2 separate regions of the Homo sapiens genome follow, and region 2 is linked to region 1. A link is a loop called in an ENCODE intact Hi-C map of the cell type or tissue named here. Cell type or tissue: PC-9. All regions are shown on one strand. Links, peaks and the distances in the headings refer to the core of each region. The heading gives the core; the rest is flanking DNA. Region 1 overlaps IQGAP1 (IQ motif containing GTPase activating protein 1). Region 2 overlaps IQGAP1 (IQ motif containing GTPase activating protein 1).

Evidence for each region. Hi-C counts contacts between places; a loop is a spot of excess contacts. Peaks named below come from ENCODE experiments on the same cell type or tissue, not always from the same donor. Only the 100,000 strongest peaks of a DNase experiment are listed, where the experiment ranks them.
Region 2: a loop joins it to region 1, with 6 times the contacts of the local background. A loop is called at or near these places in 13 of 110 quality-filtered maps.

Annotation. Positions count from the first base shown.
Region 1 is chr15:90,393,297-90,409,720 of GRCh38, reverse strand. All of the region lies in intron 2 of IQGAP1 (IQ motif containing GTPase activating protein 1), which reads right to left. Among named protein-coding and RNA genes, the nearest start is that of IQGAP1, 13 kb to the right of the region's middle. RefSeq lists a silencer at 1,606-1,655 and enhancers at 13,691-14,190, 14,191-14,692. In PC-9, for the core only: no CTCF peak of the experiment used is centred there; DNase peaks (open chromatin) are centred at 7,270 and 8,710; H3K4me3 peaks cover 2,617 bases; H3K27ac peaks cover 4,766 bases.
Region 2 is chr15:90,443,264-90,459,687 of GRCh38, reverse strand. It overlaps IQGAP1 (IQ motif containing GTPase activating protein 1), which reads right to left. Exons shown (of 38, transcript NM_003870.4): 9 at 16,210-16,294; 10 at 10,952-11,115; 11 at 10,045-10,129; 12 at 6,750-6,913; 13 at 6,396-6,556; 14 at 5,136-5,260; 15 at 3,373-3,536. Among named protein-coding and RNA genes, the nearest start is that of IQGAP1, 63 kb to the right of the region's middle. RefSeq lists an enhancer at 3,026-3,537. In PC-9, for the core only: no CTCF peak of the experiment used is centred there; a DNase peak (open chromatin) is centred at 8,087.

The DNA.
Region 1 (16,424 bases), core at 4,501-12,500:
ACAGGAATTACATCCAAATGAGTTAAGTTAAGGAAGTGAATATAGGGGCAGGGCACAGTGGCTCACACTTGCAATCCCAGCATTTTGGGAAGCCAAGGTGAGTAGAACACTTGAGTTCGTAAGTTCGAGGCCAGGCTGGGCAACCCAGTGAAACCCGTTTCTACAAAAAAATGTAAAAATTAAGGCCTGGCGCAGTGGCTCACGTCTGTAATCCCAGCACTTTGGGAGGCCAAGGCGGGTGGATCATTTGAGGTCAGGAGTTCGAGACCAGCCTGGCCAACATGGTAAGACCCCATCTCTACTAAAAATACAAAAATTAGCTGGCTGTTGTGGCGGGCACCCATAATCTCAGCTACTCAGGAGGCTGAGGCAGGAGAATCGCTTGAAGCCGGGAGGTGGAGGTTGCAATGAACCGAGATCGTGCCACTGCACTCCAGCCTGAGTGATAGAGCCAGACCTTATCTAAAAAAAAAAAAAAAAAAAAAGTGAATATAGGAAATTTTCCTTGAAAGAACAAAGAGGGGAAAACAATCAGGGTATCTAGGAGTAAGGAAGTGTATCTTGAATGGGTGAGGATGTTCATGTGCTAAAGAGAAAGAAGCAGCAGGAAAAAAAGTGCAAGTTATAGTTGGGAAAATAATATTGGAATAAGAACCCTAGAAGACAAGAAGGGATAGGATCTAGATCACACATAGAAGGTTAAGTGTTAGGAGAAAAATACGTTTTTCCCACTGCTACAGGGAAAGAGGTCAAGATGGCATGTTAAGCCAGCATGGTGGCATGCATCTGCAGTCCCAGCTACTCACAAGGCTGAGGTCTGGGGATGGCTGGAGCCCAAGAGTTCCCGGCTGCCATGAGCTATGATTGCACCCCTGCACTCCAACCTGGGCAAGAGAGCAAGACCCTTTCTCTAAAAATTAATTAATTAATTTTTTAAGTGATAGCATGTTAAATGAGATGGGGTAAATTTGTTAGGGCCAAAATGTGAAGAAGTTTTGAGAGAAAATAGATGTCATCAAGCCACGATGCAGGAAGGTAGAGACAGGGATGCCCACAAAGAATACAAGGTTTAGTATAACTTTTAGGTGATCAGCCCCACCCATCCCTGCCAATTCAAATGTTACCTTCAAAAGTCACCTCTCCTCCACGAACCTTTTCATGACCTACCATCAGAAATAATCTCTTCTCGTTCCAAACTTCCTCTAAACTTTCTTATGGCACTTTATATCTCTTTATCGCCTAATAGTTATTTATGTACATAAGGGTAGAATCCTTTTCTAATTTATCTTTGAATAAATTAGAAAGACTCTACTGAAAGACACACACTGCTCTTTCTCTCTTGCTTAGGGACCGTATTACTCCTGGTCTCAATTATAACCAAATAATAAAAGAAAAACAAAAACCAAAACAGAAAATTACCCCAAGCTCTTATCACCATAACACTGAAATTCTTTTTCCTACCACAACCCCCACATACCACACAACTCTGTACTCATTCAACTTAACAATATCCCCAAGCACCTACTTTGTAAAAAGCACTGTGGTGAGAGGTGCCATTGGGTACCAGGAAGTGGAAAGAGCTTCAACTCTAAAGGAGCACAGAGAACAAGACAAGTATACATAGTGTTATGCTTTCCCTTGAAAGGGAAACGCCTGACCATACAATGTCAGCTTATCCTGAAAAACCCAGCCATAAAATAATCTTTCCCTGTCTAAACTCTCACACATTAACTATTTGCATCATTTCCTCAGCAATTACATATTGCCTTGTGACACTGAGACCTCTCATTCTCTGATGTTGGGTAACTTTTCAAATGTTTATGCCCTGTCTTCAATTAATCCGTAAGCTCCTAAGGGCAGGACTGTTTTATACTTTCGCATCTTCTTCAGTTCTCCCAGAGTGTCCTGAACAATGGAGGAGCTAAAAACGTGTTTTACTTGCTTTAAAGTAATTATTTTATTGGAGGAATTTTCCCAACTTCTTAGCCATGTTAGAAAAAATGAGCAATGGAATAGTATCAAGTCATTCAAAATAAAAATAGTTTTTAATAACACAGGAAATGAAATAAAAATTGTTTTTAAATAACGAGAAAATACTTAGGTTAGAACATAACAATCTTCCATTAAACTGTTACACAGTCTAAACCTGAAAATCTGCAACACGGGTTTTCCCAAAGCAGCTCAGACACCGTTTGGAAATTTCTTATTGTTATATAAGAAACTATCCTCCTATTAAGCAGATTTCCATTGTCTAGTTCTGTTCCCCTGGCACCACATCTGACAAAATGAACTCCCCTCCCATCTCTCAGGAATTTTTTAGTAAAGTAGGTAAAATGTTAATATAACAGTTGACTGAATTCCTAAACTAGATGAAAGGTTGAGCTTCTGAGATTCTGATTTTATATTTCTTCTAAATCTTGTTTCCATTTTATATAGCCTCAGTATTCCCAATTATTCTTCATAGATCATAATTGGTAGACCCTTTATCATCCTGGTCATACTCATCGAACACGCTCTCATCCCAGAGCAACAACTAAGTCTCAACTAATGGACAACCAACACCCACTGATTGGGAGTGGTTCCTCAGCTTCTACGTTGAAAAGGATTCTGATCTATCAGCAGTGCTTGCTGTGGGTGTAAAATAACCTACCACAAATCTAACATCCTTGCTCTAGACTACGAGATCCATCTTAAAGTATGGCCTCCAGAACTAAACACCAATTTCAGGAAGCCTCTGATTAGTCCAGAGGACAGTGGAACCATCTTTTCCTTGGCTGCATATACCATATATCTACTAATGAGTTAATGAACTTCTCAGGTTTCTTTCATTTTGTTTTCGTTTCCCACCAACGTTATTCCCACTAACGCTACTTCTCTCCCTTATCCTATACACTTTTTGAACTCCAATGTAGGACATCACACTTATTACTATTGAATTTCATTATTAGATTCACGGTACATTGAAAGCAAAATGTGCCTTACAATATATTAACTATCTCTCTAGAAACAAGTAAAATCCTAACTTCACTGACACATCACTGACGCCCTAGTAAGTCCCAATAAAAATGTTTACAAATAACATGCCCTAAAAGTGCTTTCTCTGAACTAAAAATCTGCAGCTCTTTTTGCTGAGATACGATTCGTAACGTAAACTCATTTAAAATATACAATTCAGTTGCTTTTAGAATATTCACAATGTTGTACAACCGTCATCACTATCTAATTCCAGAACACTTTCATCAACCAAAAACAAACCCCGGCCGGGCACGGTGGCTCACGCCTCTAATCCCAGCACTGGGAGGCTGAGGCGGGTGGATCACCAGGTCAGGAGATCAAGACTATCCTGGTTAACACGGTGAAACCCCGTCTCTACTAAAAATACAAAAAATTGCCAGGCGTGTGTTTTTCTCTGATTCACCAATCTGGTGACCCTGTCCAAAAGGAAATGATGTTAATGTGACAGGGCTTTTTTTAGGGAGCCCATGTTGGCTCCCAAGCATCACTTTTCTCGCTAAGTGTTCATAAGTTATGCATCTGACAATGTGCTCTGGAATTTTTCTGGTCCAATGTTTGGCCAGAAACTAGTTTACTAGACCAGAATTTGTCATATTTATCTTTTCCTTTTTAATAATTAGTACATTTGCACCCCTCATTTTTAAAAACCACACTCCCGTCCTTTGCAATGCCTTAAAGATCACTGAGCAATTATACCTATCCAATTAGTACAATTATGGCTTTAATTTAAGCTCTATAAGCCAAGAACAGGATAACTCAACGGAGAATGTAAACTAACTATCATAAAACACAAAATAGCTGAGAAGTGACCATGAACATCTCCCAAATTCTTATTTGAAATAGTCTCTGAAGAAAGTCTTAGAGTCCAAAAATAAAAAATAAAGTAAAAGAAAGAAAAAATAGTCCCTCAAATCCGTAACTGATAGAAAAAAAAGTGTTCGCAAACCAGAAAAAAAAAAAAAACCTGGAACACTATTGATAAAGTAGGTTTGAGGAATATTGCATACACTATCCTTTGCCTTGGAGACTCAGAATTTACAAGTCTATGACAAAGATTCCAAATAATTTGCCACTTGAATAATATTTGGCTTGGTTTAACTCAGTATTTCTGAAGCTTATTTCACCACTAAACCCTTTCTTTAATGTCACAGCACAATATACCTCAAAAAATACTGATCTAGAAAGTCAGCCACACAGTTTTTCAAACTCCAAATTTGCACTCTCCTTTACACAAAGAATAAATTATGTTAGTTTGGCAAGTCTAGTAATCTCTTCACAGTCTTTATGTCAAAGCTGTTAATTCAAAACCTGTTTTCTCAACGCCAACTTTACTACACGATATTAATCTGTTTAGCATTACAATATAACTTGCTTGAAAGCACTCTGGAAAATCCTAACCAAATTCCCTAAAATGATAGTTAAGCCATATGTTTCAAAAAGCTCAACAGTTGAAGCTGCCTTGTTCTGAAAAAAATTAAGATATCAGTTCATAAACTAGAGCACAAGACACCCTCCAGAGCACATTTCCTAAGACACTGCTAAGACTCAAAATGTAAAATACGATTCAAAAGTCAAAAAAGCAGGATCTATCTTACTCCTCACACCAAAATAAATTCCAAATGGATCAAAGAGTTAAATATTAAAACACTTTACATCCTAAACATACTAGAGGAAAACATGGGAGAATGTTTTTATATAATCTCAGTATAGATAAGACTCTTTAAAAATCATGCAAAAAATTCAAAAACTAAAAGTAAAATATTAGTAAGTTCAAATATGTTTTAAAACTTTATTTGAAATACAAAGTCAAAATTTAAAGGACAATGGCCAGGTGAGGTGGCTCTTGGCTGTAATCCCAGCACTTTGGGAGGTCGAGGCAGGTGGATCACCCGAGATCAGGAGTTCAAGACCAGCCTGGCCAACATGGCAAAACCCTGTCTCTACTAAAAAAATACAAAAATTAGCTGAGTGTGGTGATACGCGCCTGTAATCCCAGTTCCTCGGGAGGATGAGGCACAAGAATCGCTTGAACCTGGCCAAGATCGGGCCACTGCACGCCAGGCTGGGCAACAGAATGAGACTTTCTCAAAAAAAAAAAATTAAAGGACAAAGTGGAATGAATATTTATAACACCCACGGTGTACAACGAGCCAATTTCCTCAATATATAAAGAGCTCTTACCACAATGAATAAGAAAAAGATGAATAATCCAATAGAAAAATGAGCAAAGGATTCTACCGAAAAAGTTCACAGAAAAGAACATACAAATGGCTTTTAAACACATGTAAAGATGCTCATCTTCACTCATAATTAGATAATCCAAAATAGCTACAATGAAATACCATTTTCACCTATGAAACTGGCAAATGTAAAAAATCTGTAATACTCTGGGTTGGTAAAATTAAAGCGGAAACAGCCTTCTTATATGTACATTATTGACAGGCAGATGTGCAAACTGGTACAACCTCTTACGAGAGCAAATTGGCAATATTTTTGAGAACTAAATATGCATATTCCCTTTGACCCAGAAATTACACTTTTAGAAATTTATCCTGCAAGAATACTCATACATGCACAATGGCATACCTACAAAGTGACTTTTTATAACAGCAAAAGCTGAGGAGAAAATGTCCGTTGACAGGTTAACTTCAAAACCGAAAACTAAAACTGTGAAGGAAAAAAAGAGGCACTTCATTCCACATTCACTCATATGGAATGAATTTTAAGATGCAAAGCAAAACGGTGGCTCATGTCTGTAAGCCCAACACTTAGGGAGGCCAAGGCGGGCAGATAACCTAAGGTCAGGAGTTCAAGACCAGCCTGGCCAACATGGTGAAACCCTGTCTCTACTAAAAATACAAAAATTAGCCAGGCCTGATGGCGGATTGCCTGTAGTCCCATCTACTTGGGAGGCTGAGGCGGGACAATCGCTTGAACCCTGGAGGTGGAGGTTGTAATGAGCCGAGATCACACCACTGCACTCCAGCCTGGGCAACAGAGCAAGACTCCATCTCAAAAAACAACAACAAAAAGATGTAAAGCAAAATGTACAGTGTGCAACCACTTCTAAACAAATCAAAGTAATTTGTATTTACATGCACAGAATATCTCCGGAAAGAGACACAATCATGATAGCAGTTCCATGTGGGGAAAATAACTGAATAGCTAGAGAAAGAAGACTAAGGATATAGACTTTTTTTCAGTGTTATATACTTGCATAGTCTCTGAATTATGTATCACGTCTGTGTATTACCTATTTCTAAGAAAAAAATGTTTTAAATTTAAAAATTTTAAATTAAGACCAAATCTATCTAAAAAACATTCCTATGGGGATTCTCAAATTTTTAAGGAAAACCCCAAAAGTCAAGCCATTGTCAAACACTACCTTTTTAAACTATCAATTATGAAAAGGTATTGCCCAAACTAATGACATAGCATGTCTTCAGGGAAGAAACACATTTTTGTGCAGCAGTGTGATCGTAGCTCACTGCAGCCTCGAACTCTTGGGCTCAAGTGATCCTTCCACCTCAGCCTCCCGAGTAGCTGGAACTACAGGTGTGTGCCACCACGTTTGGCTTTTTTTTATTTCTTATATTTTGTAGAGACAGGGTCTTAATATGTTGCCCAGGCTGGTCATGAACTCCTGGCCTGATGCTATCCTCCCTCCTCGGCCTCCGTAAGTGTTGGGATTACTGGTGTGAATCACAGGGCCCAGCCCAAAAAAACATTTTGTTATAATAGTCATTTAAATAAAAGACAAATTTTGTTTACTTTTAGCTGTTTTAAAGGTCATCTGAGATGTATGTTACTTACAGTAAAATGACCTGCTGATTAATGCCTACTGCATGCATATCTGTGAGACTTTTTCTATTTAAATGTTATCTTTTTCCTATTTTTAATGATTGTAAGTTTTTTTTCTCTTCTTTTCAACTTTTCCTTTTCTAATTTTGCCCCCACTCCCTCTTGTATTCCTCAATTCATTCTGTTTTTAGGATCACCAGTTAATTCTATTTGAGAAAATATTTTTAGTTTCTTATGTTGCTCATCAATAATCCCAAGCAATAGTCTGACACTTTTTAACCTTATGAATAAATACCTATCAGAGTAATACTATTTCCTTCTGCTGCAGAAACCTCACAGTTCTTAGAGCCCAGTGTGTCTAAATCCCCAAACAGCTGCCCCAACAGAAGCCAAGCCCTAGGCTGGCAGCTGCCTCTCCAATATTCCTTCTGCTTTTTGTTATGATTTCCAATGAGTCAACAGGAAGGTATTCTGAGTAAAGAAGAAATAGAGCTTTTAGACAGGCCTCTCCTCCTCCCACAACCCCAAAAATACAGTTCTTGCCAAATGATCCAAAGCAATTTCCAATCCAATTTGCCACTCCTGTCTGTATGAGGTAACTCTTTAACAAACAAGAAAGTGGTAGGAAGGAACACCTTTCTAAGCTGAATTCAAAGCAGATACCAGGTTATGAAGAAGGGAAGCAATTAGGAAGGGTCCAACAAGCTAGTTAGACACAAAAATACATAAGACAACTGGAGACTTTCCCTCAGGTGGCAGGTGGAAGAGACTCCAAAATAAGTGGCAGGAAATTGATGGAGTTCCCTCACTGACTTGAAAACTACACAAGTTACTTAATGTCTCTGGGCACCAGTTAAAGAGGTTAGACTTAAATGTTGCCACTTCAGCATCTGCAGAAGTTAAGAGCACCAGCTTTGGTGTCACAAACCTGGGCTTGAATTCCAATATATGACCTTGGGAAAAGTGTTATCAACTCTATTTTTTTCCCTCTTTAAAATAAAAATAATGCCTATCTCACAATAATGTAATATGTAAATTTCATCATCATTCTGCTTAATTAACAGTAGTTACTACTGTTGTCATTATTTTTAGAACCAGAAGTATAGCAGCAGCAGACTAACATGGCAGTTAAGAGAAAGGACTTCAGAGTTCTTGCCAAACCTGAAATCTGGATCAACCACTTATTAGATGAATGAGTTAACCTCTCTGAGCTTTGCTTTCTTATCTGTTAAATGTAGATAATAAGCACCTCACAGGGCTTCAAGAATAGCTAATTAGATAAAGCATATAAAGTGCTTAGCACAGTGCCTTGCATGTAGAAAGTATGCAATAAACGGTACTAATCATGACAATGAGGAAGAGGGGGAGAGGCAAGGGGAATACACTGACTTTGGGACAGACAGAAAATATTTTAGATTATGACTGCCTTGCAAATTGCAGGTTTTTGGTTTTTTGTTTTGGGGGATTATTTTGGCTTTCCTTTAGCTGCCTTAAAGTACTGAGGTTTCTAGAATAAAATGCCTTATTGAAATAACTAATTCTTCCCAACATACAACTATTTTTTTAAAAAATTTTAACCCAACATTCAAACTTCAGCAAGTAAACTCTTACTCTTCAAAATAAACCATTAACCAGATCTTTCTTAAACATTAATATGTTTAAGATTTTTTTAATTCACGCACTGTCAAACCACAGAGATCAATCAGATTGCTAGGAGACTTCAGGAGAAAAATTAAGGAGCAGAGCCCTGATTTGATCCGGTAGGCCACAGGCCCTCCAGGTTCCACTGGCACTTCACTCGGCTAACTCAACGATATGGTCTCTAGGCAACCAAGTCCTGAGTTAAGCAAACAACCACAGTAATATGAATCACTTCCGGATGTTCTCACTTTGCCTACCAGCGCTTTCTTACACAAATACTTCTTGTCAAGGGGTTTATTTAGCACCAGCTAGAAACAACCAAGAGTCCATCAGATACCACAAGGCTTAAAAATGTCCAAAACAGGTTCCACTACCAACTGGTATCCCCAGATGTGACACTGTGAAGCAGAAGGAATTGTACAGCAATCAGAGGCAGGTCACCACACTAAGCCGGAAAATGAAATTCCTAGAACATGCCAACTTGGGTCCTCAAATGTATTTTTACTATTTTGTCATTAGGGACATTAAAATATATAAAAACAGTTGCTCTGACCTGTAAGACCAGAAGAAATACATGCCAAATGAGGTCAAACTAACGGGCCACACTTAGCCCAGCCAGATTTTTTCCCCAACCTTGACTGGTGGACAATCCATACACTCAGCTGCCCGATTAACACTGGTTTTTCATGGCCACATCTATTTCAACACCTACGGATTATAAAGGGAAGTGGTAAACTATGTAACCCAACTATCTTGGCTACCTGCTCCTTTTTTTCACCTTGAAAGGATCTTTTGTGCCACACTCTTCTTCATGAACTAAAAAGAGATCATTTAAGCTATTAACAAGAATGGAGACGGAAAAGGAATTAATTAAAAATATAAACTACAATAGGACAAAGCAACTACCATTAACAGAACCAAGGAAAAAATATCAAGACTGTAGAAAATCAAGTCAGTGCAACAAAAGATGTATGTGAGACACATACCTAGAACGCTTATTTAACGTAAACAAAATGAAGAAGAGCCATAAAATAGACTACACAGATCTAACTAATCACCACAGGCATAATGGACAATTTCCTAAAGCTAAAATAAACAAACAAGAGACATTATAAACCAAGAAGAGTCTCCACATTGCAGGCAAAATTGCTAAGCCAATAGCAACCCTAACATGTTAACTGGGGAAATGTTTATACCTCAAGGAACAACAATTCTACAAATTTCAAGTCACGAAAAAAGGAAAAAAAAATCAAGTTACTTGTCATAGAGTTAAAATTAAGCTAGCTTCAGATGTTGTTTCTCAATGATAAGAAGTATAACAAAGTCATATATATTTTTCTCAAAAAAATGAAATATGGTTCACCATAATTTAAAAGTCCAGAACTAGAAATATATATATACATAATATTTGACAAAACAGACATGAATTGCTAATAGGTAATAAACAGCTGGTTTTTAAAGGATATTAGAGGCCTGTAATTCCATCACTTTGGGAGGCTGAGGCAGGAGGATCACCTAAGGCCAGAAGTTCGGGATAAGTTCCCCTTACAATCAACATTACAAGACCCCATCTCTACAAATATATAAAAAGTAAGCCAATCGATTATTAAACTGAAAATTTTGGCAAGGTTTTAGAGAAATTAAACTATCTAGACTTCGAGTTGATAGAAGAAATTACAAATCGAAAGACTGACATTTAAACTCAATAAAATTTAAAACTACAATGAAGAAAACAAATACAATGAAACATCAAGGGAAAATGTTTGTAGCAAATACGAGAGAAAGTCAAGTCCATGTTATAAAAGAGCTCACAAAAGTTAACATCATGACCCTAGAAGCCAGGCACATAACAAAAACAGAAAATTTGCATAAGAAAATAATACTGATAAACAAATATGTAAGAAAATGTTTAAACTCTCCAGCAATCAAAGCAATAGAACTTTAAACAGGAATAAACCTAAATAAATTATGAACATTAGATGGCCACTGAAAATAGTAAATTAAGACAATACAGGCCAGGTGTGGCTGCTCACGCCTGTATCCCAGCACTTTAGCGAAGGATAGCCTGAGCCCCAGGAGATGAAGACCAGCCTGGCAACATAGAGAAACCCCATCTCTACAAAAAAAAAAATTTTTTTTAATTAGTTAGGTGAGGTGAAGTGGGCCTATAGTCCCAGGTACTTGAGAAGCTGAGGTAGGAGTATCTTTGTTTTTTCAAGGAAGATTTCCTATATTCACTTTTTTTTTTTTTTTTTTTTTGAGACAATGTCTGGTTCTATCACCCAGGCTGCAGTACAGTGGCGTGATCTCAGCTCACTGCAACCTCCACCTCCCAGTTCCAGTGATTCTTGTGCCTCAGCTTCCAGAGTAGCTGGGATTACAAGCACACGCCACCATACCCAACTAATGTTTTTTGTATTTTTAGTACAGATGAGGTTTCACCATGTTGGCCAGGCTAGTCTCGAACTCCTGGCATCAAGTGATCCACCTGCCTTGGCCTCCCAAAGTGCTGAGATTACAGGTGTGAGCCACCGCGCCCAGCCAAGATACTTAATACTTTATTGTAATATAGGCTTTGTGCTAGATAATTTTGTCCAACTGTAAGCTAACATCAGTATTCTCAGCACAATTAAGGTGGACTGGGCTATGATACTCAGTAGGTTAGGTGTATTAAATGCATTTTGACTTACAATATTGGGATATAACCCCCTCCTAAATCGAGGAACATCTGTGTAGTAACTTAAAAATCTGAATTTGTGATTATATCTAAAAATTATATACACAGTTTTTCCTTTTACTTAATCCCTTCTTTTCCTTTATTATAAAATTATCACTGTAAAAAGCATTTTAAATATATAGTACAGTATTAAGTAAAAAGGAAATCTCACACCCTCTACCCCCATTCCACTCCCTAGAAGTATCTTCTGTTTCTGGTGTTTTCCTTCAGATAAAAGCTAAGGTCTGAAGTGAAAAAACTAGGGCTACCAACCTTAGGACCTTGAAAGTGCCCAGAAAATTCCTGTCATCTTCACATTAAATCTGCTTTTCCTTTTGCAGATTTAATGTGAAAATTCAGGAGGCCGGGCACAGTGGCTCATGTCTGTAATCCCAGCACTGTAGGAGGCCAAGGCGGGTGGATCACCTGAGGTCAGGAGTTTGAGACCAGCCTGGCCAACATGGTGAAACCCCCGTCTCCACTAAAAAATACAAAAATTAGCTGGGTATGGTGGTAGGCACCTGTAATCCCAGCTACTTGGGAGGCTGAGGCAGGAGAATCGCTTGAACCCAGAAGGCAGAGGTTACAGTGAGCCAACATAGTGCCACTGCACTCCAGCCTGGGCAACAAGAGTGAGACTCCATCTCAAAAAAAAAAAAGAAAAAAAAAAAGAAAAGAAAAAATTCAGGATATCCTTTATCCAGGTGCTTGGATAAAAGTTTATTGAGTTCAGGCCGGGCGTGGTGGCTCACGCCTGTAATCCCAGCACTTTGGGAGGCCGAGGCAGGTGGATCACGAGGTCAGGAGATCGAGACCATCCTGGCTAACACAGTGAAACCCCATCTCTACTAAAAATGTAAAAAATTAGCCAGGTGTGGTGGCAGGCGCCTGTAGTCCCAGCTACTCGGGAGGCTGAGGCAGGAGAATGGTGAGAACCTGGGAGGCGGAGGTTGCAGTGAGCCAAGATTGTACCACTGCACTCCAGCCTGGGCGACAGAGCAAGACTCCGTCTCAAAAAAAAAAAAAAAAAAAAAAAAGTTTGTTGAGTGCCTACTGTATTTCACTGTGCCAAGCAATTAACCATCACAGCAGCTCTGTAAGATGCATAGCGTTCCCATTCTGCAAAGGACAAATTTGGGCTCACTCCCTGACGTTAAGCAACTTGCAAAACCAGAATCAGAACTCACACCTGCCAAAACAGAAAGTCTGATTCTTTTCACTGTGGCAAGATATCTCAACATTCAAGATTTTCAAAGAAATTTTATTCATACTTTTGAATTTCTATTTTACTTAATTATTCGTACTATGAGAATATAGAGCCACATGACTTTTCTTAATAATAATGGGTACTAACTAGTTCAACTCTTTACATTTCTTAATTTTAAATTTTGCTAGGCTGGGTGCAGTGGCTCACGCCTATAATCCCAGCACTTTGCGGGGGCCGAGGCGGGTGGATCACTTGAGGTCAGGAGTTGGAGACCAGCCTGGCCAACATGGTCAAACCCCATCTCTACTAAAAATACAAAAATTAGCCAGGCATGGCAGTGGGCACCTGTAATCCCAGCTACTCGGGAGGGTGAGGAAGGAGAATCGTTTGAACCCGGGAGGCAGAGGTTGTGGTGAGCCCAGATCGCACCACTGCACTCCAGCCTGGGCAACAGAGCGAGACTCCGTCTCCAAAAAAAAAAAAAATTTTTTTTGCTAAATTTTCAGCTACATGGTAGGGTAAAAAGCTTTCGGCAGCCACATTAGGAATGAATACTCCCCATTTGCAACAGTGTTACAATACAGAAAAGCACTCAGCTTCAACCACTTTTAATAAATACACTTTTAAATGCAACCCACTTCTTATGGTGGAGCCTGTCCAAGGCCGTTGCACTAAATTAATATCCGAAAAAAGAATGGAGGTTTATTCTTAAAATAGTGTATGTCACCATTTTAAGAGTTAAGAATAAATCTCACCCCATACTTCCCCTTGGTAATTATAAATAAATGAATGGATCAGCTCCTAGTGCCACCGTGCCATTACGCAGCTACATGCTATGGTCCTTTAGTCACACTGGGTCTCATGAGATAACTAGACTTCTCATCTGTACAAAGAGAGCTTGGGTCACCATCCTAAAAATGATCCCCCTCAAAATTTAAGTGATGCTCCTCATTTTGAGAATTCTAGAAGTGCTGGGCATGATATTCTTCCTAGTCACCTCACCTACCCATTTTGTTTTCTTGCTTCTTAAATGTCTTAACTTCTATTTTCATGATCCCAGGGTGCCAGCCTGGACATATCCCAACATTCATGGAATTCTGAAATCACTTACAGGGAGAGGAGATCTGAAGAGCCCATCCCAGAAAATGCTCTATGCCAACAGTAAAGACATATGCACAAAAAAGACTTTGTTCCCAAGAACTAATTTCTTTCCAAGATACCTTTTCAATTCCTCTAAATTACAGAAAGTGACATACTTCTACTTAGTGCTAAGCTCGACTTATCACCGTGGAGTTGCTGACAGTCTCCAACCAGCCAGCGTTCCTACCTTCCCTTCTACAAGAGGGGTGTGCCCTATTCCTTGAGCTAGGGTACGGGCACTCAGCAGCAGAAAGGTGGCCCATGACAGACTTGAAAGCGCACACCAGGAATTGTCTGAAACTCAGAGAATGCTGGAATTAACTTTCTTCCTGTGACCTTTAACCTAGCTGAATTTTCTTCCATTTCCAGTACTAATCGTACTTTCTTCTCACTTGCAGAATTCCCTGTTCTGTCCTGCCTGACACGTTCTCTTCTTGGTTCTTTTCACCTGAACCTTATTCTGATCTGTTACTTCCTCCTGTCCAAGACCTAAGCACTGAACATACCTCACATATTTAAATGTTACCTCCTTCAACTGAGTGAAACGGTATTCATTGCTCCTATACAACTGCTCTTTAGCCGGCCGGGCGCAGTGGCTCACGCCTGTAATCCCAGCACTGTGGGAGGCCAAGGCGGGCGGATCACGAGGTCAGGAGATCAAGACTATCCTGGCTAACACGGTGAAACCCCGTCTCTACTAAAAATACAAAAAATTAGCCAGGCGTGGTGGTGGGCGCCTGTAGTCCCAGCTACTCGGGAGGCTGAGCCAGGAGAATGGCGTTAACCTGGGAGGCGGAGCTTGCAGTGAGCCGAGATAGCGTCATTGCACTCTGGCCCGGGCGACAGAGCGAGACTCCGTTTCAAAAAAAAACAAAAAAACAAAAAAAACCCCGCTCCTTAGCCTAAACAAATGTAAAACTCAATAAGAACAGGCAAAAGGATAAAAATAAGCTTCAATTTAAGCATAAATAATAATTTAAGATGTATCCTTGATCTATTGTGCAGCCCTTAGCAAAAAGCCTTGAATCGTTAGGTGATATCTCATTAGAACAGCGGCTTAATTTCAATATTGAAGCTGCTCTCCAAACAATGAAGAAAAGCAGAAATCTCTACATTTTCTATTTCTCAACCACTCCCAGTGCTCATTTATAGGAATTACCCCTAAATTTTCCCAGTTAACCTTTCAGGGAAACACAAACCCACAGCCACAGAAAACTTTCGTCTCTCTACACTTATACTCTCTTACTTATACTCACTGCCTCTACACAGTCATATTCACTCTCTACACACTCCTCTCTTTTCCCAAGAAAGAGCTCTGTTACAGGCAGAGGAGAAAATGGAGTGCCCTAGGATACACAATGGGGCCACTGTACTAAAAGGTGGAGCTTTTAGTAGAAGTAGAGGTATTATAAATAGAACTGAAGAGGGGAAGCTTTTCTCCCTCCAATCTCTATGATCTTTATTCCTGGCCTTAGAGTTACTGTAAATCCCAGATATTGGGGCTCCTCCAACTTGGGAGGGGTGGAGGTTATGGAGGAAACAGGATGGAACCAAACCAAAAAGGCAAACTGGGTCTAGCGCTAGAGGGGAAAGAGGGGCCCTCGGAACACACAAGATACAGGCCGGTTCACCAAGGTAGGAGAAAGAACTGGAAGAGGTTAATAGCTCACTAATAACGAAGAGCATGCCATTTGTCCTTGGTGCACTCACAACACTTTTTAGGGGTGGCAGCAGCCACATAGGTGGCTGACAGGGATTCTAGTCCTCTTTTCTCACCATAACATTCCCAGGCTTCTTTCCTTTGTCCTCTCTAGTTTACAATCTAAATAGGTGCTTCCAACCTTGATTTTTTAAAATCAAAGCCTTAAACAACAACAAAAATCACCACACCCAGTTTTATGATTGCCTCCATAAAATAGACCAGGCACCTTTCCATGATGCCAGGCCAATGGGCAGGGTGTGCTAGGGTAATATGCCACTATTATGCCCTCCCTTAAAAAAAAAAAAAAAAACCTGAAGATCATCACAAATGTCTCCACTGCCTTTTTTTTTTTTTTTTTTTTTTGAGACAGAGTTTTACTCTTGATGCCCAGGCTGGAGTGCAATGGCACTGTCTCAGCTTACCGCAAGCTCTGCCTCCCGGGTTCAAGCAATTCTCCTGCCTCAGCCTCCCGAGTAGCTGGGATTACAGGCACCCGCCACCACGCCCGACTAATTTTGTATTTTTAGTAGAGACGGGGGTTTCTCCATGTTGGTCAGGCTGGTCTCGAACTCCCGACCGCCAGGTGATCCGCCCACCTCAGCTTTCCAAAGTGCTGGGATTACAGGCGTGAGCCACCGGGCCAGGTCAGTTACTCCTTAAGTATGCAAAAGCACTCAACAAAAAAACACCTCAGGGGATCATGCCTGCTGGGTGGTCTTTAAAGGAAATGGGCTACTTTCCTATACTGGAAAAAAACACCTGACAGAAAAAAAGACGCTCTAGAGTAGCTGAAAATAAAATGCCTGGCTAATGCAGAACCTGATGAAGAAATAGGATGAAGTGTAACATTCTACTGAGGTCATGATATCCCAGCATAAGGCAGAGTTTTAAATCTTGTTTCTCAACAGGGGGAGGAGTGGGGGCCAAGGAAGGAGCATCGGAATCACTAGAGACATTTAAAATACAGTCGGCCCTCCTTATCCATGGGTTCTGCATCCATGGATTCAACAAACTATGGATCAAAAACAGTCAGAAAAAAATAAAGAAAGATATAAATAAAACAATACAGTGTAACAACTATTTATGTAGCATTTACATTGGATCAGGTATGATAAGTAATCTAGAGATATATCTAGAGTAATCTAGAGGTATGATAAGTAATCTAGAGATGTTTTCAAGTATATATTATGCAATGTGCTAAG
Region 2 (16,424 bases), core at 4,403-12,402, 50 kb before region 1:
ACAAACAAACAAAAAACAATTCCACCCAATGTGTAGTTCACCCAGCTGGGCCTGGCAATGTTAAGCAATTTTTCCTTTAACTCCCCCGACTTCCTCCGCCTTTGATGAAGTCTGAAAAGTTATTCCACAGCAAAGGAAATGCTTCAAACTCTATAGTCACATCCTCAAAAAGTTTTACTCCGATGACCCAAACAAAACGCACACACAGCCTTTTGAATTATTTACACTTTATCTATTCCTGACTTGATAGACATACTGTTTTTTTCCACTGTGGCTATCAGGAATAATGCTACTATGAAGATAAAGTTGTTAAAGTAATTGTAACATAAACTCATCTTTTAAAATGTTTGTCTTACCCGCTACCTAGTTTGCTGAGGAAATTGACAAGGTTTATGCCTCTTTTTATGCTGTTGCTGTCTAGGAAGTTGCCTTGTATGTAGTAGGCCCTCAAATAATTGTTGATTAAAGCATAATTAACATCTGTTTTCTAATTGTGATTGACCTCCTTTTCAGTGCTTACTAAGTAACAACAACTGGATAGAACCATAGCCTTCAGAAGACTCCTGAAGTGAGGCAGCAAGCGGAAGGGCTAAAAGAAATTTTTAATTCTGAGTAGCCAGACGTATAAAAACAGACCAAGGCTTTAGTGTATTGGAGCTTTTTGCACACTGACACTCGTGTGGGCTCTGTAAGTTTTGGTGAAGGGTAGAGGAGTGGGCAATTTTATATGTTGGTAATATTATGATGTTGACTGATCTCCTTTGATTACATTGGCATGGCAGTAGTTGACATTACCATGTCCTAATCATGTAAGTGTAGTATCTGATAGATACTACCAGGTTTCATTTAAGAGATATAATTATGCAGAATGTCACTTGATGCTGTGGAGAGGGTTGAATCACAACTGCTATTTCATAGCCAGGAAATTGAGATCAACTGATTTTACTTACTCGGATAAGAAGTAGTTGGCTCTAGGGAAGCTAGAAATGGAAGTCTCTGTCTTTGATTCATTTTATTAGATTAGTGTTTCCCAAACTTGGCTGGTCATCAGAACAATGAAAAAGTCATTTTTAAAATACAGATTCCTAAGCTTAAAGTCTAATTCTACTGATTCAGAATCTCTAATGTGTCAGGCTGCAATGATTCTATGTATGCTAGTGGTAGTAATGTTTGTTTTTGCTGCTAAGAAAGTCCAAAGGGAGCCTTATATCTGACTGTCAGAGGAGTGGGGTTTCGGAGAATAAGCTAGGTCGGCTTCCATATCTAAAAAGGGAAGTAGATTGAAGATACAACTTATATAGCTGTCACTCATGCTAAGTGTCTATCAAATCACGAATAAAGTGCAAATAATTCATATGTCATCAACTCATGAATGGATAAATAAAATGTGGTAAAGTGGAAATAATCCATGTGTCATCAACTCATGAATAAATAAATAAAATGTGGTACAGTCATACAATGGAATATTATTCAGCAACAAAAAGAAATGAAGTGCTACTGCTACAGCTTGGATAAACTAAGCTAAAAGAAGCCAGTCACAAACGACCATACATTGCATAACTCCATTTATATGAAATGTTCAGAATAGACAAACCCATAGACAAACCAGCAGTCTGATGGTTGCCCAGGGCTGGGGGAGATTAAGGGAAAATGAGTGACTACTAATGGGTACTGAGTTTCTCTTGGGGTGATGAAATGTTCAAAAATTGACTGTGGTGATGACTGCACAATTCTATCAACGTACTAAAGTCCACTGACGCTGAATTACCTGATACGTGAATTACGTTTCAATTAAGTTGTCACAAAAAACCTTCATGACATTATCTATTAAAGCTTCATATATGTGTTCCCTATGGCCATAACTCCTCTCCAAAATGTATACCTAACAGAAATGCACATATATGTTTTTAACCAAAATTAAAAATTCATAGAAGCACTATTTACAGGCCATGGGCAGTGGCTCATGCCTGTAATTCCCAACACTTTGGGAGGCTGAGGCGGGCAGATCACTTGAGGTCAGGAGTTCGAGACCAAACTGGCCAACATGGTGAAACCCCATCTCTACAAAAAATACAAAAAAAAAAAAAAAAAATTTTAGCCAGGCATGGTGGCTCTCGCCTGTAATCCTAGGTACTGGGGAGGCAGAGGCAGGAGAATTGCTTGAACCTGGGAGGCAGAAGTTGCAGTGAGCTGAGATTGCGTCATTGCACTCTAGCCTGGGTGACAGAGCAAGACTCCGTCTCAAAAAAAAAACAAAGAAGCCCTATTTACAACAGTCTGAAAAAACAAACAAAACAACAAAAAACTTCACCAATAACATATAACCACACAATGAAATAGTACACAACAATGAGAATGAGCAAAGGATGGCTCCATGCAACCACATGGATGCATATCATTAACATTATTTAGGGCAACAGAAGCCAGACACAAAAGAGCACATAAGGTATGATCCCACTTAAATACAGCTCAAAAGTGGACGGAAATGAACTGTGGTGTTATTAATAGAAATCAGAATAGTGCTTACCACCAAATGGAGGGTGGCTAAGGGTGGAAGGGGATATGAGGAAGGTCTCTGTGGTGCTGGTAATGGGTTCTACAATCTGACTGCCAAATACACAGGTGTGCCTCCTTTTGAAAATTTATGCAATTGCATACCCATCTACCTTGTTCATTTTTCTGGATCATATATATATATTTTTTTTTCTGGATCGTATATATGTATATATACGTATATTATATATATACGTATATATATATATACACACACACACACATATATATATATATATATTTTTTTGAGACGGAGTCTTACTCTGTCCCCCAGACTGGAGTGCAGTGGCGCAATCTCGGCTCACTGCAACCTCCACCTCTCAGGCTCAAGTAATTCCTGTGCCTCAGCCTACCAAGTAGCTGGGATTACAGGCATGCACCACCACGCCCAGCTAATTTTTGTATTTTTTTTTTTTTTTTTAGTAGAGATGAGGTTTCACCATGTTGGCCAGGCTGGTCTTGAACTCCTGGCCTCAAGGGATCTGCCTGCCTTGGCCTCTCAAAGTGCTGTGGGATTACAAGGCGTGAGCCACTGCGCCCAGCCCTGGATCTTATATTTCAGTAAAGAATTTACTGAAAGAGACACAAAAGACTGTCAACAACAAACAAAAGAACAAAAACCCAAATGTGTAAAACAGCATGAGCTCCTAGTAGGTGGAGCCTATGTCTCTCACATTTTTGTGTCCCTCCAGTGCTTTGAATCTAAGGGTGCCCAGAAGGCATTCACTGAATGAATCAAGGAAGATATTCCTACCTCTACCTTTGTTCTAGGAGGGCTGAGGTGCTCTGAACATAAAGAACAATTCCGATGCCACTCACCTGGGCTTTCTCTCTCTTCGCTCTAATCAGCGTGTCTTGGTAATGCTGGGCCACTTCTGCAAGGACTCCCTCAAGTTTAGCTGCAGGAATCTGTAGGGCCTGCAGAGTCTTTTGGGCATCACCTTCATCCAGGGCTTCATTAATTAAACCAATGGCTAAAATCCCTAAATATAAAGAGACAGAAAGTTTTTTTTTTCTAATTAAGGAAGTACATAAACAAATCAATCATGGAACATGCTAACTAATCATAAATCCACCTAAGAGTAACCATGATTCAAACTGCAACTTACCATCCGTTAAGCAGCACTGTTTTCATTTTTTAATTAGTATTTATTTCAACTAAACTCACTTGTATTCATATTCCTATTGAATGCTCAAGTCCTTTTGTTTCATTTTTAATTGCTCTAACTTAAAAGCGATGAGGATTTTTATGAAACTGGCCTTACTGTATAGCTTTCAGGTACACTGGAATGTGTAATCAAAAACATTCTTGAGTCACAAAGGATTCACGAAGAGTCTTAAAAAGGTTCAAGGGTTCTTAAAAAGTCATCTAATTCAACACTTTTATAGAAGAAATAACAAGGCTTAGCAATCTCTTCTCCAAGATTACACAGCAAACAAATGGCAGAAGAAAGATCCAAGCGCAGGGCTCCCTAATGCGAAGCAAGGCTCTTCCCACCAAGTCAGTTGAATATTTCTCCCAGGAAATACAAATTAAAATTAGGAACGTTCACTCCCCAGGTATCTTAGGCAGCCGTACTGCTTTTGTAAGGACTCTGCTGTATAATAAAAAGTCTGGCTGGTCTTTGTCTCTGGGGGAGCGTCTAAGACCCTTGGGATATCCTGAGTGATAGGTATGTTTCTGTGATTCATGGTGGGCCCCTCCGCCCACACCTGAATTTATGCCAACCAATGACTCCTGGTTGGCCTCATGAGAGTTTAAGGATGGAGGCTGGCCATGCTGGAAAGATCAACCACTGAGGTATAGAGTCACGTGATACCAGCCTGGCCTCCCATTCTCCAGGGAGCAGAGGCCAAATGAAAATTGAGTTTAATCGCAAAGCCAATACTATCAATCACGCATATGTAACGAACCCAAATAAAAACTCTGGACACCCAAAACTCAGGTGTGTTTCCCTGGTTGGTGATACACGTCAATGTGCCAGGAGAGTGACACATCCTGAGAACACAGAAGCTTCATATTGGGGACTCTCACAGATATTGCCTGATGATTCTCTTCTTTCAGCTGATCCTGATTTACATATTTTGTAATAAAATTTTAATCGTAAGTCTAGCATTTTCTTGAGTTCTGTGAGTCATTCTAGCAAATTATTAAACCTGAGCGGGTAGAAGGGATCCTCCAAATTTGCAGCCAGTTGTTCAGAAGTACAGTGGCCTGGGAACCCTGCAGCTTTCAGCTTGTGTCTGAAGTGAGAGGAGTCTTGTGGAGGACCATGCCTACAACCTGTGCAATTCAACCTAATTCCATGTAGTGTCAGGACTACTTGTTATAACAGCATTTAAAAATAACAGATCATGTTCAATTCACCTCCCCCAAAATTTAGTTCTTACTGGACATATACCTAATTATAGCAATTGCCTGGTGTTCTCAAAACAATATCCAACTTTAGCCTTTTGTGTTATATAGATATTTTCAATCTCTCACCCAAAAATCCTTCTAGGAGTAGTATTTTGAACCACTTCATGGAATCACATCATCATTAATGGTGACATTATTTGGGGAGGACAGGAAGATAACTCACTCTCATGTTCCTCTTGCACCACCAGGTTCACATGGTCCACGCAAGCTTGGATATCATTCCATGTAATGAATTCATTATTCTCTGCATGTGCCTGAGCCTTCAGTTTCATCAACTCATCGAGATACCTGCCCCAGACCCCCAAGTAAAAAGAGCATTAAGCACAGCATGTTTAAATATTCAAGGAACAAAGATTGCTAGGGTATCCCAACCATTTGATATATTCTCAAGACCAGTTTTGGAACTGCACAGTTACTTTAAACAAAGTGCAAAAATGCAACAGAAATCACTTATTCTCAATATCCTGTTACATATTCTAAATTCCATGTTAAGACTAACTCTAGAATTAAAGGCAGCAGTTCAAGCAATTCCTCCATAGACAAGAAAAAAAGGCTACACATGAGCTAATAAATGCAGGAGGAATGACAGAGCAACAAATCATCATTCAGCAACTTTTACTGAAGGTACTGATTTAGGAAAGATTATCAATTGGGTTAAAAATATCACGTGAATGCTTAATGGAAAACTAGATATTTTGACGGTGCAAAAGAGATGATGTTCTAGTGATGAGGGAAAAGCGTAAATACGCAATGGAAGTATAAGTGGTCTCCCTAATCCAGGGATCAATCTTAGTATCTCTAATGGTGGGATGGTGGGAAAAGTGGGTTTTATATGCCTATTGATATGAGGCAATATGAAATACACATCATCAAAAATGTTGAACTGAATCGTGACAAGCCTAGAAATTTAATTTCCAATTTACAGGAATAAGGCAAATATGAGAAAGCAACTAGAACTATCCATAAAATAGGCAATTGGTCCCATCCCTTTAACAAGTCAGTCTCATGAAGAAAGGGACAATTCTAGATTAAAAGATACTCAAGGGACACAACAGCCAGATATAATACATGTTCCTAGGCTAGATCTTGTTTTCAACAAAACAGCTATAAAGGACAGTTTGGGAACAAATGAAGAATGAAAATGAACTAGCTAGGGTTAGATGATATTTAAAAAGTATTATTTAACTTTGTCAGAGATAGTGTTATTTTGACTATGTAACATATTTAAGCCTACTTATATATTTAGGAACGGAATGTCATATTTTTCAGCATAACAAAGAATTAAGTGAATCAAAGTAGAACCAAACAAAAGTATGACCATGATAAAGTAATAATGCCTGCAAAGAAAATCGGAGCACTGACATACAAAAGACAGGGTTAACAGCTACGTAATGGATTTATTCCCTTCACTCTGGACACCCACCTCTGACAGTTTTCTTCCTCAATATTGGTAAGACCAGTAACTGAACTGCTCAATTGCTTCCACACTGTATTCACATCTCCTGATTCCAATGCCCTGTTGATCAGGGCCACCGATGACAACATCTCCACTGCGACAGAGAGCTCTGGGTGGGTGAGATTATGCTGTACAGAAAGGGACAGAAGGGAAAACAGTGAGGAAAGACATTCTCCAAGACCCAGGGAGTTATAAGTTTAATAAAACTGTAAGAAAACCAAGTTTATGCAAAAAAGTTCTACCTAACCACAGGAAGAAGTGGGTATTACACTCACGTCCACCCAACTTTGCTCACAAACAGGACAGGTTTAGTGAACTCACTTCAGGACTTTGTCGCTGCAGGGTAGCCAGCTCCTTCTGATAGAGATCGGCGGCAAATGGATACACCTGGGGCAGCTGGGCTTCGGGATTCATCAGTTCCAAAACAGTCTTCTCAGCAACACCCTTCTGGATTGCAGCATTAATCAGTGCTACTGCTGCCAATCCTGTGTAAAAAACAGGAGTCAGAAACGCAGTGGGCTTAGAGAGCCCTCAGGGGAAGAAGGTGCCAATCTTCATGGGAAAAATATCACATTCTGTGGCTATCAGCCATGAAGTTTGAAGTGGAACTTTCGTCTTTAAAAAAGCAGCCTCCTTTGTCTGAAGAAGGGTGAACTGTACGGTATGTGAACCATGTCTCAATCAAGATGTTTTCTTCAAAAAGCAGCCTCCTAACTGTTCTCCTCATCCCTATTTTCTTCCCGTTCAATTCATCCTATATGCTACCACTACTTCCCATCTAAACCACCTCTTCCTTCTCCTACTGCCTGGCTTCTTAAGCTACCATTCAAAGCTTTCTACAATCTTTCCACCCCTTGATCTTACACAACTCAGCCCAAAACATTTACAAAATTTGTATTCTAACCACCATTCCTCAAAGACATCTTTCACTACCTGTACTTCCGCTCCCACCTCCTTTTTCCCTCATTGTCCTGCACTAGGACGTTCTTTTCTCACCTCTTTCACCATCCAAATCTTAGCGATCCCTTAAGTCTCACCTCCTCCAGATATTTCCCTAACAAATCATGAAGTGTGTGCGAGCCAAAGTGAGGCTATATTGACTCCAGTTCTACCTTTAAAACTGGAGTAACTTGGCCAGGCACGGTGGCTCACGCTTGTAATCCCAGCACTTTGGGAGGCCAAGGCAGGTGGATCACGAGGTCAGGAGATCGAGACCATCCTGGTCAACACGGTGAAACCCCGTCTCTACTAAAAATGCAAAAATGAGCTAGGTGTGGTGGCACGTGCCTGTAATCCCAGCTCCTCAGGAGGCTGAGAGAGGAGAATCGCTTGAACCAGGGAGTCAGAGGTTGCAGTGAGCTGAAATTGTGCCACTGCACTCCAGCCTGGCAACAGAGTGAGACTCCGTCTCAAAAAAAAAAAAAAAGGGCACACAGACCAACAGAACACCATAGAGAACTCAGAAACAAAGCCACACATTTACAGCCATGAGGAGAACATTTTTTGACAAAGACACCAAGAACACACATCAGGGAAAAGACAGTGCTATGGTTTGGATTGGTTTATTTGTCCCTACCAAATCTCACATTGAAATCTGATACCTGACATCACCCTAAGGGTATGAAAAAAAAAAAGAAGAAACTTGATCCCCAGTGTGGTGGTGTTGGGAGGCAGGGCCTAGTAGGAGCTGTGTGGGTCATAGGAGCAAATGTCTCATCAACGGCTTTGTGCCATTCTCATGGTAGTGAGCTCTTGCAAGATTGGATTGGTTCTTGGGGAGAACGGATCAGTTCTCATTAGAATGGGTTGTTATAAAGCCAGGACCCCTACTCACTACCCCGGGGATCAGTCTCTCTTCACATGAGCCCACTTGCCCTTTGATCTTCTCCTTCATATTTTGATGCAGCACAAAAGCCCTCACCAGAAGCTGAGCAGATGCTGGTGCCTTGCTTCTTGCACAGCCTGCAGAGCTGTGAGCTAATAAATTACCCCACTTCAAGTATCCCTTTATAGCCACGTAAAATGGGCTGAGACAGACAGTCTCTTCAATAAATGGTGTTGAGAAAACTGGATAACCATATGCAGAAGAATAAAGCTAGATCCCTATCTCTCATAATATACAAAAATAAATCAAAATAGATTAAAGACTTAAATCTAAGACCTGAAACTATGAAGCGACTGGAAGAAAACATTGGGGAAATGCTTCAGGACACTGGTCTAAGCAAAGCCATTTAGCTAAGACCTTAAAAGCATAAGCAACGAAAGCAAAAATAGACAAACAGGACTATGTCAAGCTAAAAAGCTTCTGCACAGCAAAGGAAACCAACAACAAAGTGAAGAGACAACATATAGAACAGGAGAAAACATTTGCAAACGATCCATCTGAGAAGAGAACAATAACCATAATATATAAGAAATTCAAACAACAGCCAAAAAAAAAAAAACAAAAAAAAACCCCACAAATAATCCAATTTTTACATGGGCAAATAAGCTGAATAGATTTTTATCAAAAGAAGACACACAAATGGCCAACAGGTATATGAAAAAATGCTCAACATCATTAATCATCAGGGAAATACACATCAAAACCACAATGAGATACTTTCTCACCCCAATTAAAATGGCTTTTATCAAAGACAAAAAATAACAAATGCTGGGAAGGCTGCAGAGAAAGGGCTCATACACTGTTGATGGGAATATAAATTACTATAGCCGCTACGGAAAACAGGATGGAGAGTCCTCAAAAAATTAAAATAAAACTACATATGATTCAGCAATCCCATTGCTAGGTATATGGCCAAAAGAAAGGAAATCAGCACTCCCATGTTTACTGCAGCTGTATTCACAATAGCCAAGATATGAAATCAACCTAAGCGTCCATCAATGAATAAATGGTAAAAAAAAAAAAAAAAAAAAAAAAAAAAAAAAAGGTAGTGTATACACATAATGGAATATTATTCAGCCATAAAAACTGAAGGTCATTATGTTAAGTGAAATAAGCCAGACACAGAAAGGCAAATACCTCCTGATCTCACTCATATATGGGAGCTAAAAAAGTGGATCTCACAGAGGTAGAGTTGACTGGTGGTTCCCAGAAGCTGGGAAGGGTAGTGGGGAGGAGGACATAGAGAGGTTGGCTAACGGGTACAAAATTACCATTAGATACAAGGAATAGGTCTAGTGTTAGATAGCACAGTAGGATGATGATAGTTAACAATAATGTATAGTTCAAAACAGAAGAACTGGAATGTTCCCAACATCAACAAAAGATAAATGCGTTAGGTGACAAATATTCCAATTACCCTGATTTGATCATAATACATTGTATGCATGTATCAAAATATCATACGTCAGTGCTTCTTGGTTGGTGTCAGTGCTTCTTGGTTGGTTTAAAAAACAAAACACATGTACCCTCAAAATATGTACAACTATTACACAGCAATTAAAACCACCACAACAACAAACTGGAGGAACCCTCCTGCCACCAAAAGTACCTGGCAGTTGGTTATGGCTAGTAGGCTCAGAGTGGGTGATGACGATGACAGAAGCTAACCTCAGACCCTTCAATAACACAAAGCCACAACTTTCCTCCCATACAATTTCAATGGACTCTTACTTCTCTGATATTGCTGGGCAGCACTGTTTGCAGCATCCACTCCAGACTGCAGCTCCTCCTTCTGCAGGGGGTCAGTCTGACCACTCTGAGCAAAGCAAAGAAAATTATGTAAAGATTACTCATTCCTATGACTCCAGGCCTTAAGGTTCTCATCTCTCAAAAGCAGTCACTAGGGACAGAGAGAGCCATAGTCATAAGTGACAGCTCAGGCTACATGCAGCCAAGGTGGCAGCCCCAGGTAGAGCCAAATGCCTTTGCCAAAGCTGGGGTAGAGTGACTTTACAGATACCAGTACATTCTTAAACATATTACATGAAAAGCCTCAAAAAGTTCTAAGGAAAAAGTGTTTGTAGAATCTTAAGCACGTTAATGCTACTTACTTTGACCAACGTACGCTGGATATTTGTAAAATGTATACTTGCCCTTATTTAGACAAAAAAGAAAGCCCCTCATGTTTGTTCTAAAAAAAAAAAACCCACGAAATACAATCCCACACAAGCTACCCTGACTGCACAGTAAGTACTTTTCCAGCTTTGGCCAGAGCAAACTAATAAGGTGCAGTTTTTTTTTAAAGTGCAAATTCCTGACGTAAGAATGCAAAAATATTCAGGTTTTCCCCAATGTCTTTTAGTTGGAGAGAGAGACAGCTGAAGTGAAGGAGTGATTAGACTGGGGATGGGTGGGTATTGTCTGTTTATCTTAAAAGAGGATTCATAGCTCTAAAAGCAAAAGTGAGCTGAAGACAATGTGTATTTTACCTGAGGATTTTTTTTTAAACTAATTTATATGCAGAGGAAAAAGTCGTATTGGGGGAAAAACAAAGGCAGCATATATATCTTTAAATGACAGCATGGGATTCGAATGGATATATACAAACTCTTGCAGCTTCAATCCAGACTATGTTTACCTGTCTCTTCTGCTGTTTATCACTCAGGAGCTGCTTCAAGTACCAGTCGCTATTCTGTTGCTGCAGTCCTCGAAGCCCCAGGGCTGGTGACTGCAGAGCCCTGAACAAGGCCAGTGCATCTCCTTGTTCTAAAGCCAGGTCGATATTTGCTAATGCAGAAAATGCTGAGGAAAAAAGGCAAAAGCTTGTGAAAGGACTATGTTAACAGAAGAGCCTAGAATAGTTTTCCTTCCCCAAAACCAATCTCAGTTCCAGATAAGGAAATATAACTCAGAGAGCCTTTACTCTGTGATTCTCAGAAGCATAAGATCTTGGGATTGGAAAAGAACCTTAGAGTCATCAAGTCCAGGGGTTCCCAACAAGCTATTCATCAGATTTCATACAGATTCCTGGGCCACACTCCCAGCCTACTTAAAAACTTCCAAATGTAGACAGCTCAGCACCAATATGGAGCCACCAATCCAGACCAACATGACGCTTAAATTCCCTTAAAATGCCAAGTAGTTGTCCAGATTATACTTACAGACTACCAAACAGGAGAAAGTATCTCCCGTGGCCACTTACTACATCTTTGGACAATTTTGTTTCAAAAATATTTTTAAAGCTCCAACCCTAAAGTTCACACTGAATACATTCCACTGCCCCTCCCTATGACAGCAAATGCCTTACTAGCAGCCTTATTTCCTTTAACCATGTCTTACATAGCACCATTTTGAATCCTCTCATTACCCTGATACTTCCTGAACACACTCCACCCACAACAGTCAGTGCCCTGCTATCAAGGGTGGTCCAACCTGTGCAGAGTGAAAGGGGTCATCTTCCCCTTTCCACATTCTCTCTTCTAATCATAGAACCTGAGGTCACACAAGCTCTATAATACAATACATGACAATGAAAACCCAGATGTTCCTTCATCTGAAAATGATAATGAAGATACCTTCCGTCATAGGAATATTTTTAAGATTAAATAAAATCATATACATAAAAGCACTTTATATATTGTAAAAAAAACAAAACAAAACAAAAAGGTATTCTTAGCCTGAAAGACAGAATAAGATAATTTCTGATTTCAGAAATGATAGCCACTAAGGAATCATAATTACTTTTTTACTTTCCGTTTCCTTATTTTTTGAAGAGAAAATGCCTGTCCCTACCACCACTCACAGATAAACATCTGATTTTATCACAGTAGCAAAAAGAAATCAATAAAATACCAAAAATAAAAATATCTGGGGCATAATAGTACTTATCAATTGCAAATGTTTTCATTAGTAAAAAACAAAATAAAATTAATAAGCTGTTATAAAGAAAATCAAAACAGCCCAAGGGAAAATAAAGTCTCAAACTAGAAAATGGGAAGTAGGGGCAATGAGGAGACTAGAACTATTTAAAAAAAGGGCGGAAGAAAAGGTTAAAACATTGGTATGGATGTGAGGTCTCACTGTAGGCTCCTAAGATACTGTTTATTTCTTCCTAATATTCATACCTGCCATTCAACTGAGCACCATACCAAGGTGGTGGCTTCTCAAGTCATGTCTGCAGGTATATGTGGCTGTTAGCCAACTAATCATCCATTCCTTCAATGATATTTACTGAGGATCTGCTATATGTTGCAAATATAATTGTGAAAAAAACAAATATCCTGTCCTCAAGGAGCTTTCATAGTAGCTAGGGACAGAAAATAAAATCAATGTAGATAACAAACTAGACTTTCTCTAGGTATATAGCATAGAGTCTTAGATTATCTATCTACAAAAGCATCTAGTAAATTTTGCTTTTTCTAGAAGTGTACACATACTACTTAAATATGTAAATATTAAATGAATATCTATAAACATTTATATTGCAAACATAATAAAGTGTGGAACATTACTTAAATACTTTCTCTCACTGAACTTTAGTTATATAACTCTAATTTTCCTTAGTCTACTTAACAAAAAATAAAATAAAAACTTTTTCTAATTTTTAACTGCTTGGCCTGCAGCTTTCTCCTGGGGCAGCATCAATGGCCTCATTGCTGTTTCGAATGCTCTAGGCAAAGAATCTTATCTATAATTACATTAATTCCTGGAACCCGAAGTCCCTATATCCTCCTGGCATCTAACTTTCCTTTGCCTCAAGACTTTCTCTACAATTAGGAAAAGACTGTCCTTTTATAGGGAATTCTGCCTTATCCTCACCCTCTTATCTATCCTAAGGATCCCTGTGAAGATCCATGTACACTGAAAACCTGCTCAAACTTCTAAGCAGAAGTCATCATTCCCTTCTTTATTCTATGACTGCACCACATGTGCTCTTGGCATCTTGCTCTAATCAAGCTGCCCTAAAAGTACTCATTTGTATGTCTATCTTCCCCACTATACTGAAAGGTATTTGAGGGAATTTTTATTATTTTGCTCCTCTGACTACATAATAATAATATGAATAGGACATTTTAAGAACATATTATTATTTCCTTACATGTGCTCACAACTGATTCTTATACAATTAGCAAGGTAAAACTATAAAGGTTATAAAATACCAAACAGTAAGGTAGAGAAAAATCCCTCAGTAAAACAAAAAATATTTTATGTACTCTATGCAACAGGAAACATCGTGGACTTTCTTCTCACAGAGAACCAACCATAAGGACACTCCAGTTTATATTTGCTGACTTAAGGATTAATACAGATTCAGCACAAGATACCATCCACACTTGAATGGATTATTCTGCTAGGAAGGTCATTATCCTAAATGAACCAGAAGGTAGCAGAATACAAAGAATGCTGGTCATCCACTCAGGAGGCTGAGGCAGAAGAAATCTCTTGAACCCAGGAGGCAGAGGTTGCAGTGAGCCGAGATCGTGCCACTGCACTCCAGCCTGGGCTCTGTCTCCAAAAAAAAAAAAAACCCAAAAAAAAAGAATGCTGGTCAGGACTTAAAACTCCAATCCTATGCAATTGGTAAAATCTTCTAAATCCTCTCTAGTTATTAGTATTAGTTCAAATGAGAAATTTGGCCCTCCAAATGAACAATGAGAACAATTACTATTATTATTGTTATGAGTATCTTGAGCAAAACAAGATTAAGCCTGACCTAGTTGGTTGAAATCAAACCTTTTAGTTTTTTTGGTGAGTCTAAACCTATGCTAGGAATTAGGAGGACTTCAAAAGAAGCAGAATACGTAATCTCTACTTTAAGGAGTTTACAAAGATGTCAGAAATAAAGATCAAGCAATACAAGACAATATATAATTAAGTGCAAATTTATAGGGATGAGCCTGTGTACGACACAGGAGATTTGAAAGTCAACCATATTGAACTGTGACAGGCACTGAAGTGAAAATTGAACTGGATCTTGAATGATGGGTACAATTTGGATTAGGAAGAGATGAGGCATGAAGGCATTACAGTAGGGAGATTACATGACATAGCGATAATATTAATGTTCATTGAGTACTTACTAAATAGCAGGCAATTTACATACACTATCTCGTATTATATGTCTAACAACGCTACTGCAGGTGCCCAATGTTACACAGCTTTTAACAGAGGAACAAGAGATCAAATACCAGGTCAGTACCACTTCAGAGCCAGATTCTTTTTTAAAAAAAAAAAATTAATTAATTAATTTTTTGAGGCAGGGTCTCACTCTGTTGCCCAGGCTACAGTGCAGTGGTGCGAACACAGCTCACTGTAGCCTCAACCTCCTGGGCTCAAGCAATCCTCCTGCTTCAGCCCCCAAGTAGCTGGGACTACAGGCGCATGTCACCACGTCCAGCTAGTTTTTGTATTTTTTGTAGAGACAGGGTTTCGCCACATTGCCCAGGCTGGTCTCAAACCTAAGCTCAGGCAATCCACCTGCCCTGGCCTTCCAAAATGCTGGAATTGCCTGGCCCAGATTCCTTTTAAGTCATAAAATGTACAGAATGAGTATGGGAGGTAATTAGGCAAATGAGCTTCTACAAAGAGCTGTATGCATGAAATATTGCATAAAGAACTGCACTAGGCTAGGGATCTGCATTTTGTCTGGCAAGTATGAAGTAGTCATGGTGAGTTCTTTAGCAGAGTAGTGACAAAATGATAATTTCAATAAATTAATTTCCCAAAAGTAACACATATATAAAAGTCAATATTAAAAGTATAATCTCATTTTTGTTTAAATATGTTTTGGAGGCTGGGCAAGGTGGCTCATGCCTGTAATCCCAGCAATTTGGGAGGCCAAGGTGGCAGGATCACTTGAGATCAGGAGTTTGACACCAACCTGGGCAACAGAGCGAGACCCTGTCTCTTCAAAAAAATTTTAAAAATCAGCTGGGTGTGGCAGCGCATGACTGTAGTCCTAGCTACTAGAGAATTTGAAACAGAAGGATGGTTTGAGCCCAAGAGTTTGAGGCTGCAGTAAACCATAATCGCAACTGCAGCCTAAACAACAAAGTGTAACTCTGTCTCTTAAAGAAAAAAAAAAATATATATATACACACACACACACACACACACACACACACACACACAGTTTTGAAGGACATACAAAAAAATGCCAGTAATGATTATTCCTAAGTGATGATTATTTCTAAGTGAAGGAGTCTAATTTTTGTGGTTTATTTTTTATTTCTAGACAGCTTGCATTATTCTTTAAAGGAAAAACAAAAATATAATGTTACTTTAAAAAAATAGAAAAATATTTTTTTTTTTTTGAGACAGAGTCTCACTGTTGCCCAGTCTGGAGTACAGTGGCACCATCTCAGCTCACTGCAACCTATGCCTCCCAGGTTCAAGCAATTCTCCTGCCTCAGCCTCCCAAGTAGCTGGGACTACAAGAGCACGCCACCATGCCCGGCTAATTTTTGTATTTTTAGTAGAGATGGGGTTTTACCATATTGGCTAGGCTGGTCTCGAACTTCTGACCTCAGGTGATCCACCCGCCTTAGCCTCCCAAAGTCCTGGGATTACAGATATGTAAGTGCTGGGATTAATCAGCCACTGTGCCTGGCCAGGAAAATAATATTTAAAAGCATGTAATAGGGTGAAAGAGTGAAACTGTAGCCAAACAGACTACTATGATGCTACTGTCAGTGTAGGAACAAGCGGCTGACTGAAGATAAATAATTAAAACGGAGGCATAGAAACACAAAAGATTGTTAACAAGCAATTATTGCTAAACAAATCCACGAATGTCTAAAGTAAGTAAATCAAACTATGTTGTAAGTCCCAGAATAGATCAACATTCACATTATATTATAATATCCCTTTAGGTGCCTGATTCAGGAACATACTTACTATTGACTTTGTTTATATTGCCTTGAATTTCAGCTTGCGTGAGCAGCTCCTCATAAACATCTCTTTCTCTCTCTGAGTTTTCTGTCTGAGGATGAGTAAAAAGCGTAATTAAGTTAGCTTAAGGTGTCTAAGAAGACCACATAAATACACGTGTGCTCCTCCTGCACCATAACACTACCAAGAATATGGGTGTAGCTTAAGACCCTTTATAAAGA